2 separate regions of the Homo sapiens genome follow, and region 1 is linked to region 2. A link is a loop called in an ENCODE intact Hi-C map of the cell type or tissue named here. Cell type or tissue: ascending aorta. All regions are shown on one strand. Links, peaks and the distances in the headings refer to the core of each region. The heading gives the core; the rest is flanking DNA.

What was found. A loop is a pair of places that touch in the nucleus more often than their neighbours do. Peaks named below come from ENCODE experiments on the same cell type or tissue, not always from the same donor. Only the 100,000 strongest peaks of a DNase experiment are listed, where the experiment ranks them.
Region 1: a loop joins it to region 2, with 4 times the contacts of the local background. A loop is called at or near these places in 2 of 110 quality-filtered maps.

The regions. Positions count from the first base shown.
Region 1 is chr16:10,962,621-10,966,620 of GRCh38, forward strand. All of the region lies in intron 3 of CLEC16A (C-type lectin domain containing 16A), which reads left to right. Among named protein-coding and RNA genes, the nearest start is that of CLEC16A, 20 kb to the left of the region's middle. RefSeq lists an enhancer at 2,897-2,976. In ascending aorta, for the core only: a CTCF peak has its summit at 1,575 (motif pointing right); a DNase peak (open chromatin) is centred at 1,591; H3K4me3 peaks cover 330 bases; H3K27ac peaks cover 1,753 bases.
Region 2 is chr16:11,494,400-11,500,311 of GRCh38, forward strand. LOC400499 (putative uncharacterized protein LOC400499) reads right to left here. Exons shown (of 67, transcript NM_001370704.1): 11 at 176-361. Among named protein-coding and RNA genes, the nearest start is that of LITAF, 90 kb to the right of the region's middle. RefSeq lists enhancers at 1-768, 2,947-2,996, 2,974-3,268, 3,760-4,308. In ascending aorta, for the core only: no CTCF peak of the experiment used is centred there; DNase peaks (open chromatin) are centred at 1,162, 1,493, 3,122, 3,812 and 1 weaker place; H3K27ac peaks cover 4,000 bases.

The DNA.
Region 1 (4,000 bases), core at 1-4,000, 530 kb before region 2:
TGCTGTGCATGTAGCAGGGTGAAGTTGGGCGTGGTTTTCTGTGTCTGCGCTTACTATTCGTCGGCTCAGGCTATCCTAACAAAATACCATAGACTGAGTGGGTTAAACAATAGAGATTTGTTTTCTCACTGTTCTGGAGCATTGAAGTCCAAGATTGGCCAGGCATGGTATCTCATCCCTGTAACCCCAGCACTTAGGAGGCCAAGGTGGGCAGATCACTTGAGCTCAGGAGTTTGAGAACAGCCTGGACAACAAGGTGAAACCCCGTCTCTACAAAAAACCACAAAAATTAGCTGGGTGTGGTGGTGTGCACATGTAGTCCCAGCTACTCAGGAGGCTGAGGCAGGAAGATTGTTTGTCAAGGAAGTCGAGGTTGCAGTGAGCCGTGATTGTGCCACTGCACTCCAGCCTGGGTGACAGAGCAAGACCTTGTCTCCAACAACAACAAAAAAAAAAGTTCAAGATCAAGTTGCCAGCAGGGTTGGTTTCTAGTGAGGGCTCTCTTCCTGGCTTGCAGACGGCCACCCTCTTGCTGTGCATGGCCTTTCATCTGTGTGTGAGTGGAGAGAAATTGAGAGAGTGCTAGCTGGTGTCTCTTCCTCCTTCTATGGGGACGCCAGTCCTATTGGATGAGAACCCCCACCCTTATGACCTCATTAACCTTAATTACCTCGCCAAAGGCCCTGTCTTCAAATACAGCCACAATGGGGGTTAGAGCTTCAATGTAGGAACCTGAGGGAGACATAGTTCAGTCCCTAAGCCTGTGTTTGTTTCTGTGTGGTGGGTACTATCAGAGGGTTCCCCTCTGCTGATGATGCTGGGGGTGTTTGCAGTTCTTCTTTATGACTTGCTATTAAAGAGTTGGGGTCGCTGAATCATCAGCCAATGGAATAAGCACTGGAAGAAGTAAGACAAGGAAGATCTCTGCCAGAGGGCAGGCAAGGGTGTGTGCATTGGTACCAACCCTCCTGCTTCAGTCCCTCCACCCAGCTAGTGAGTGTGTGACTCCGAACTTCTTACCTGCCCTCACTAAGCCTCAGTTTCGTCATCCGTAATAACCACCCCTGAGAGGCAGGTGCCATCAGTGCTTTCATTTTAACACCCAGGCGCCAGCTCTAGCAAAGCCAGAATAGAGAAGGGGTTTCATCCCAGGCGATTAGCTCAGTGGTCTTCAGTGAGGGGACATTTGGCATCATCTAAAAACATTCTTGGGGGTGCTGCTGACATCTAGTGGGTAGAGGGTAGGGGTGCTGCTAAGGACAGGCCCCCCACAACAGGGAATTACCCAGCCCAAATTGTCCCCAGTGCCGAGGCTGAGAAACCCTGGTTTGGTTCCTAATCCTCCACGCTAGACTGCTAGCTTTGTTATTCCAAGGTGACTTCACCAAGCCCGGGCCCTGCCCGCCAGAAGTGGGGGACAAGTGGCCAAATGTCTATATCAGAGGCAGGCTCTAAGTCCCCAGGACAGGTCTGAAAAAAGTCTGCAGTGGGCAGAAAGAGGTAGAGATGGTGGCATTCCTCTGGCCAAGAGGGAGAGGTGAAAGGGCTGCTGAGTGATGGCTCTCGCAGCCGCCGCTAGGTGGTGCTGCTGCCTCAGAGACGCCTTATGCTTCCCGGTGACCGCAAGTTGACAAATGTGGGCCGACTCCTGTCTCCCTAAATGGTTTCCCTTGTTACCAGCGCCTGTTTCACTGGATGTGAAATGACTGCGGTTTCTAAAAGCTCTGAGGGGAAGATCCAGCTCAGTGGCACAGGCCCTTGACTCAGACTGAACCAGGTCCCAGGCCCAGTTCTGCCCCACACTGGCTCCCTGCACGTGCCTGGACAGTGAAGGCTCCGAGCTGCTGTTTGTGCATCTGTCAAGAGGAGAGCACAGTGGCTGCAGCATAGAGTGGCTGGGCGTGAGCGTGAGAGCAGGTGTTCAGAGCGAGGCACAGGGTCTGGCAGATAGGACATGGCCATGGTGTCGGTTTTATCCTTTAAGGCAACATCACCCTCAGTGTCCCTGCCCTGGGAAGCCTCTCAAAGTCCAGCTAGGCACGGGGTGACTGGATTGAGATGGGGGTGGGGCGATCAAAACTTACGGCTTTTAGAGTGTTTCTCTGAATTATGTGGCTTTTAAAAATTGTATATATTTAATGTGTACAACTTGATTTAATATATACATATACACAAAAAAATGTGTACATTGTGAAATAATCACGGCAATCAAGTGAATTAACATATCCATCACCTCACTTTTGTGCGTGTGTGTGGGTGGGGGTTGTGTGTGCACCTTGGGTGATGAAAATATGCAGTAGATCTGTTAGCAGATTTCAAGTCTGTAACACAGTAGGATGACCTGTAGTCACTGTGCTGTACATGAGAGCTCCGGAACTTACTCATCGTGCGTCGTACCCTTTGATCAGCGTCTCCCCATTTCCCTCCTCCCCAGTCCCTGGTAACCACCCTTTGACTCTCTGCTTCTATGAATTTGACTGTCTTAGATTCTCCCTGTAATTGAGATCATGCAGTATGCGTGGCTTTTCTTGTCCTGGCACCGAAAAGGGTGCCCTGCTGTGGGAAACCCAGGCAGATGCCCCTGGCTTTATAGCCCCTTCACCACAGTGCTTTTATAAGCCCTGCAAAAAGGGTAGAAATCATTGCACGTTTACAGAACTTGGATTTGTAAGGGGTGAGGAGGATAGAAGACCTTTGCTTTTATTTTTGTTTTCTAATCACAGAAGAAAAAATGTCCTCATTGTTAAATAACGAAAAGCCAAATGTTAGAAAAATGTAAAGTCAAGTTTCTGCAGAATTCAACCCTAACGATCCATTGTGCACCAGCCATTCTGCTGTTTGCTTTTCTTTTTCCCACCTTCCCAGTGTATCCTAGATCTCATTGTCCCGTTCTGTAACCCTGCCTGGTTTGGTTTAGGAGTGGCAGCTTGTTGTGCTATAATCTATTTAACCTGACCACGGGCATTTAGGTGGTTTCCAGCTTTTCACTATTACAAGCTACCATTTCACAAATGCACCTGTTGCCTGTTGGGGTTAGTGACCTAAGTGACAGAGTCCCGAGAGACTGAGATTACGTACAGGCTCCCGGGTTTATTAGAAAAGGATACCACAGAAAGTCAGCCACACAGTGAGGGGGTAGTAGAAAAATCCCAGCCTGATAATAGAGGCACCTCCAACTGTCCTATGGTGGCCCCCCACCACCCACAGAGTCATCTCTTGGAGGCCCTGGAAAAGTCCCTGCTGGGGAGTGGAGGGAGCCTGTCGCTGTTCCAGCTCCAGGGTACAGCTGAGAGACTCACAGTTGCACATCTGAAGCTCCCAGTATGGTGTCTGTGCTGCTGGTGGTCTGGAAGCCACTAGCCAGTCACAGCAGGGCTCAGTAAGACACCCCAACAGCTCCTTATCCTGCCAGCCCATTACCCCTCCCTACTTCTCCCCCAGCAAGAGCCAGAATGACACAGAAAGAAAAAGAAGTGCTCTGGGTATCAGAATCACCTGGGTGACACGATACCCATGTTAGACTCCAGGTGGATAAATAAACTGTGGACTATTCAGAGAATGTACTACTATATAGCAAAAAAGAAAAGAAAAAGGAAAAGGAAAGAAGGAATGAACTACTACCATTGCATACACAGCAACCTGGAAAGCCCTCAGATGTGGTAATAAGCGAAAGAGGCCAGACATAGGAAGTGTGCGTACTGTCTGCTTCCATTAGATAAGGTTCATGGACAGGCAAAACGAGTCTGATGTGCTAGAAGCAGAATAAGGGTTGCATTGGGGTAGCGGGTACTGACTGGGCAGGGGCATGAGGAAGTCTTCTGGAGAGCTGGGAATGTCAGATTTGGGATCTGGATGGTGCTTACACCGTGTGTATATGTAAAAATTCATCATGCTGGGCACTTAGGGTTATGTATCTATGTGTTTTATACGTAGATATACCCGAGGCTGGGTACTTTATAAGGGAAAGAGGTTTCATTGACTTACAGCTCAGCACTGCTGG
Region 2 (5,912 bases), core at 875-4,874:
GGGGGCAGGCAGGAGGGTGAGGAGACGGGTTGAAGTGGGGAAGGGGGAATGAGGGATAGGAGGAAGGGGCAAAGGGGGGAACCCACCCCCACCCTCTCCACCTGGAGCTTGCCTGATTCGCTTCGGCCCCACTGGGGGCACTGAAGCCGGTACTCAGGACACTGGATGTCCTCACCTTGTCATCATCCGAGGGCTCCTGGATGGTACAGTTCTCACCCAAGGCGTCTCCCAGGATCCTCACTAGGGAGCCGACTCCAGGCAGCTGGCCGCAGGGCCCGTCCAGAGAAGCACAGAGGTTGTGCACCAGGGCTGAGATGCCCAGGAAGGCGCCAGGGCTGGCCCTCGGGGTCTGGAGCAGTGGCTGGGGACAGAAATCGGCCCCCACCCGAGGTGGTGGGTAAATGCACTTCACAGGCCTCACCCTGGCCACACACCGACTCACCTGGGCAACTTCATAATACAGAGCTGAGTCCCCCAGAGTCTGAACAAATTGCTCTTTTCAGGGAACATTTTAAAAGCACCCCAGAGGCCAGACACGGTGGCTCATGCCTGTAATCCCAGCACTTTGGGAGGCCAAGGCAGGTGGATCACCTGAGGTCAGGAGTTCGAGACCAGCCTGGCCAACATGGCAAAACCCCGTCTCTACTAAAAACACAAAAATTAGCCGAGCATGGTGGTGTGTGCCTGTAATCCCAACTACTCGGGAGGCTAAGGCACAAGAATCCCTTGAACCCGGGAAGCAGAGGCTGCAGTGAGCTGAGATTGTACCACTGCACTGCACCCTGGGTGGCAGAGCGAAACTCTGTCTCCAAAAAAAAAAAAAAAAAAGAAAACAAAACAAAAAAGGCACTCCATGTGGCCCACGACTCAGACGCCCAGCTACCCTCACTCCAGGGCTTCAGTGAAAGGAAGGCAAACAGGAGGGGGTTCAGGACACAGCTGCTCCCTGCCCCAGGCACCTCAGAGAAATCAGACCAACAAATCTTTTTTTTTTTTTTTAAGATGGAGTCTTGCTCTCTCATTCATCCTGGAGTGCAGTGGCCCTATCTAGGCCCACTGCAACCTCCACCTCCTGGGTTCATGTGATTCCCCTGCCTCAGCCTCCCACGTAGCTGAGATTACAGACACGTGCCACCACCCTTGGCTCATTTTTCTATTTTTAGTAAAGCCGGGTTTCACCATGTTGGCCAGGCTGGTGGTGAACCCCTGACCTCAAGTGATCTGCCCGCCTCGGTCTCCCAAAGTGCTGGGATTACAGGCATGAGCCACCGTGCCTAGTCTAGACCAACAAATCTTAGTAAACAAACTGTGTTCACTACAAGCCAGACTGCTGATAACATGTCACACACGTTGCCTTTCTTATCATTCCCATTTTGCAGAGCAGGAAGCTGAGACACAGGAAGCTGAGACACAGAAAGGGTAAGGGACGTGCCTCAGGTAGCCCACAGCTATAGATAGAACTGAGACTTAACCCAGGAGAGGCTGGCTCCCAGGCCAGGCATGATACCAACACTCACGGCTTCTCAAAATGCAAATTCTGGGCTCACTCTAAAATCCAGCCCTGGGGCCCTGGCTGTGAACAGGGGCCTCTGTGCTAGACCCACGTCACTCCAGAACAGGGACTGCTTGGCAGCTGTGGAGAAATAAAATCTCTGCCTAGCTCTGTCCTTTTTTTTTTTTTCTCGAGATGGAGTCTTGCTCTTGTCACCCAGGCTGGAGTCCAGTGGCACAATCTCAGCTCACTGCAACCTCTGCCTCCTGAGATCAAGTGATTCTCCTGCCTCATCTTCCTGAGTAGCTGGGATTACAGATGTCTGCCACCACGCCTGGCTAATTTTTGTATTTTTAGTAGAGATGGGGTTTCACCATATTGGCCAGGCTGGTCTCGAACTCCTGACCTCAGGTGATCTGCCCACCTCAGCCTCCCAAAGTGCTGGGATTACAGGAGTGAGCCACCACGCCCGAGCTGCCCAGCTCTGTTCTTTCTCTGGATTCGTGACTCTTCACCAGATCTGTGTTACTACGCTAGGGTGTGAGCACACTGTGTGAAGGTGTGAACATAAGCATCTGTGTGTGTGCATATTGGTGTGTGCTGTAGAATCCTAGTGCTTGTGGGTGTGTACGTTCCCACTTGGGTGTGCAGGTGTCTCAGCGCACTCGAGTACCCTAGTATGCGTGTATTTCCTGGTGGATGCCTGTGCACACGTGTCCCCATGTGGGCATCTCGTGTGTCCCATTGGATGTGTGCATGTGCCCATGCGTCCAGGTGCGTGTGTGTGTACTGTGTGTCCCTTGTGTGCCCACGCACAGCCCAGTGTGTCTTGGTGTGCCTATGCATGTGTCCAGGTGTGGGTGGCTGTCTCCACACGTCCCACTGGGTGAGTGTCCTACTGTGTGTATGTGCATGTCCTGCCATGTCTTCACATGTGCATACACTGGGGTGTATATCTGCATCTCCAGGTACGTGAGTCTTGGCGTGTATGCCTCAATGTGTGTGTGTGTGTGTGTGTGTGTGTGTGTGTGTGTGTGTGTGTCTTGACAGGTCTATGGTGTGGGTGTGTGTCCGTGCATTTCCCCATGTGGGTGTCCTGGGAAAGCCTGCCTCAGTGTGAGCCTGCAACAGTGTGTGTAGGTCTGTGTGTGTACACGTGATCCAGCATGTGTGTGCATATCCCTGTGTGTTTGTGTGTCCCTGTGCCTTGGTGTGAGCCTGTGTCAGTGTACGTGCAGGTCTGTGCATGTACACATGATCCAGTGTGCGTGTGCACGTCCCAGTGCAATGGGTGCCTGCTTCAGTGTGTGTGGGTTGTGTCCCATGTGTGTACACGTGCGCTCAGGATGCATGCGTGTGGGTCTTGGCGTGTGCATCTCACTGCATATTTTCTTTGTGAAAGGACAGGGGTGTGTGGAGCCTGGAAAAAGCACATTCAATGTTTCCCTATATTTGAGCAAAGAAAACAAAGCTGTCTGTTTTCTTAATACAGAGCAGGGCAAGCGGGCTTGGCTGGGAGGGCAGGGGTTATAAAAAGACTAAGAAGCTCTCCGGCACATGGGAGGGGCCGCCTGCTGGAGGTTCCCGCCTCTGACTGCTTTGCCCAAGAAAGGCGGCGGGGGCACAGACAGGGCAGGCTCGGGCCTGTCCCAGACCAAAGCTGGAGCCAGAAGCCTGGTCACAGCCTGCAGGGCTGTGGGGCAGGCTGGTGCCACTTGGCTGGCAGAGAGCCCAGATCTGTGAGCCACTTCCGGTGGCCCTGCCAGGACAACTGGGCCAGCATGAGGCCTGGGTGCTGAGCAGTCCACACAGTAATGACCCAGTTGGTTCTGTGTATGGCTGCCCGGGGGATGAACCCAGAAGGGCCAGCCTTCCCTGTTTTCACAAAAACCAGAAACCACATCGCAAAGAGAAGAACAAACAATTTTGAAAGGGAAATAAATTTAAAAAAAAAATGGGAGGAGAAGAAAACAATCTTAATGCAAAAATCTCTAACGAAGGCTTACTTACACTTCAGTTAGAAGTCTGTTTAAAATACTCACTTTTTCATTTTTAAAGATGGAAAAATAAAATTACCCTCAAACCTGTGACCCTTATTAAGCTGATTTCACTTTTCCAACATGATTCTAAAGCTCAGTCATCATGCTCAAACCAACCCTCCCTGAAAAGCTAAGAAAACAGAACTGGGAGAAGACAAGCCAGGAAGCACTGGGACCTGGGGGAGATCAAACACCAGCTACAAAGCATCAAGAAGCCACACTTCACCAACATGAAGAACTTTTGTTCATTGAAAGACACCATTAAGAAGGCCGGGCGCAGTGACTCATGCCTGTAATCCCAGCACTTTGGGAGGCCGAAGCAGGCAAATCACATGAGCTCAGGAGTTCGAGATAAGCCTGGCCAACATGGTGAAATCCCATTTCTACTAAAAATACAAAAAAATTAGCCGGGCCTGGTGGTGTGCATCATAATCCCAGCTACTCAGGAGGCTGAGGCACGAGAATCACTTGAACCCGGGAGGTGGAGGTTGCAGTGAGCCGAGATTGCGCCACTGCACTCCAGCCTGGGCAACAGAGCGAGACTCCGTCTCAAAAAATAATAATGATTAAATAATTAAATAAATAAATAAAATTAATCCGAAATTAAAAGTTCATTAAAATACTCTCTCCCTGCTTGCCCCTCACTCCCCACTTCCCACCCCCCTCCTCTCCCCAGGCTTCACGAACCCGGTGCATTCCCAGAACCTGCCAGGGCTCATGCAGGGCCTTGCTGACTCGATGACAGAACAAGAAAATACAGCCCAGAGAGGCATGAGCTCTGGCCTGCACATGGAACATCACATGTGAGGCAGGTAGAGGAAGCTTCTGGGCTCCACAAGCCGATCGATGCCACCTGCTTGGCTCAGTGCTGTGTCCCAGACTAATGGCAACAGCCACTTCCCTCCGCACACACCATACAATTCACCTGGTCTGCAAGGTCATTCTACAAAATAGTCCCATTGTCCAGACGGGGAAAATTGAGGCCTGGGAAAGTAAAGTACCTTGCCCAAGGTCCTGCTGGTGAGGAATGGGGCTGGGATCTGAAATGAGGAAGTCCAGATGGGTTTGTGCTCTTAGTTACTGCACATGAATCGAACATATGTACAAATAAACGAGTGAAAGGAGGAAGGGGGGGAGGGGGGAAGGGAGGAAGAGGGGAGGGGGAAGGGAGAAAGGGGGCAAAGAGAGGAAGGGGGGAAGGGAGGCAGAGGGGAGGGGGGAAGGGAGGCAGAGGGGAGGGGGGAGGGAGGCAGAGGGGAGGGGGGAAGGGAGGCAGAGGGGAGGGGGGAAGGGAGGCAGAGGGGAGGGGGGAAGGGAGGCAGAGGGGAGGGGGGAAGGGAGGCAGAGGGGAGGGGGGAAGGGAGGCAGAGGGGAGGGGGGAAGGGAGGGAGAGGGGAGAGGGGGAAGGGAGGCAGAGGGGAATGGGGGAAGGGGAAGGAGACAGACATTTCCAGGGAGATGGGCTAAGCCCAGGGCAGGTCTTGGGTGGTTCTGGCATTCCTGGTGGCCAGCGTGCCACCTGCTAGGCTGTGAACTGTGGGTGATGCCTCTTGGGACCCAATCTGGGCCTGGCTCTGAGTCAGTGCCTGATTCTTGTCTGCTGAGCAGAGCCAACAACACAGTCTACCTGGAACAGCCCCACCTCAAACCCTGCGGTCAGGGGCCAGAAGGCAAGGGCTCCCTATATTCCACCTGGAGGGACAGCCAGGGCTGGACCAGCTCCAGGGGCTCTCAGATCCTGGTAGGGTCCATTCTACCAATGCAGGGGTCTCTGATGCCCCCAGGGACCCCAGCTGCCTGGCACCAGCTGTGTCTTCACTCCCGCTCCCTACCGATGCCATCTGACTTGGCACTCACTATTAGCCGGGACAAGATGGGGAGTGACAGGTGACACCCCCTTGCCCAGGAAAGTGAGGACACACCCCAAGGTCTCAGGTCAGAATTGAGGTGAAGGGCAGAGCAGCTGCAATCCCTTGGGCAAGCTGCCCTACCTCTTTGGGCCTCGGTTTTCTCACCTGCAAAATGGGGTTGATGAGAGCACCTACTTCATAGAGACACCTCAAGGGTTAAATGAGACCTCCACATATCGTAGAAATTATTGACCTCATCTCACACAGATTTCCTAATCTCCAGACTCATTAAATATGTGTGTTTATAAATATAATAGCTCTGATTTCAAGTGCTCAGATTTAGTGCCAGACACCAGGAGAACCACTTCACACACAGCATTTCATTCCTCACTATAAGACCAGGATAGAGGTACCACTGCCATCCTCCTTATAGAGACCAGAAAACAGTCGGGCGTGGTGGCTCACACCTGTAATCCCAGCACTGTGGGAGGCTGAGGTGGGTGGATCACTTGAGGTCAGGAGTTCGAGACC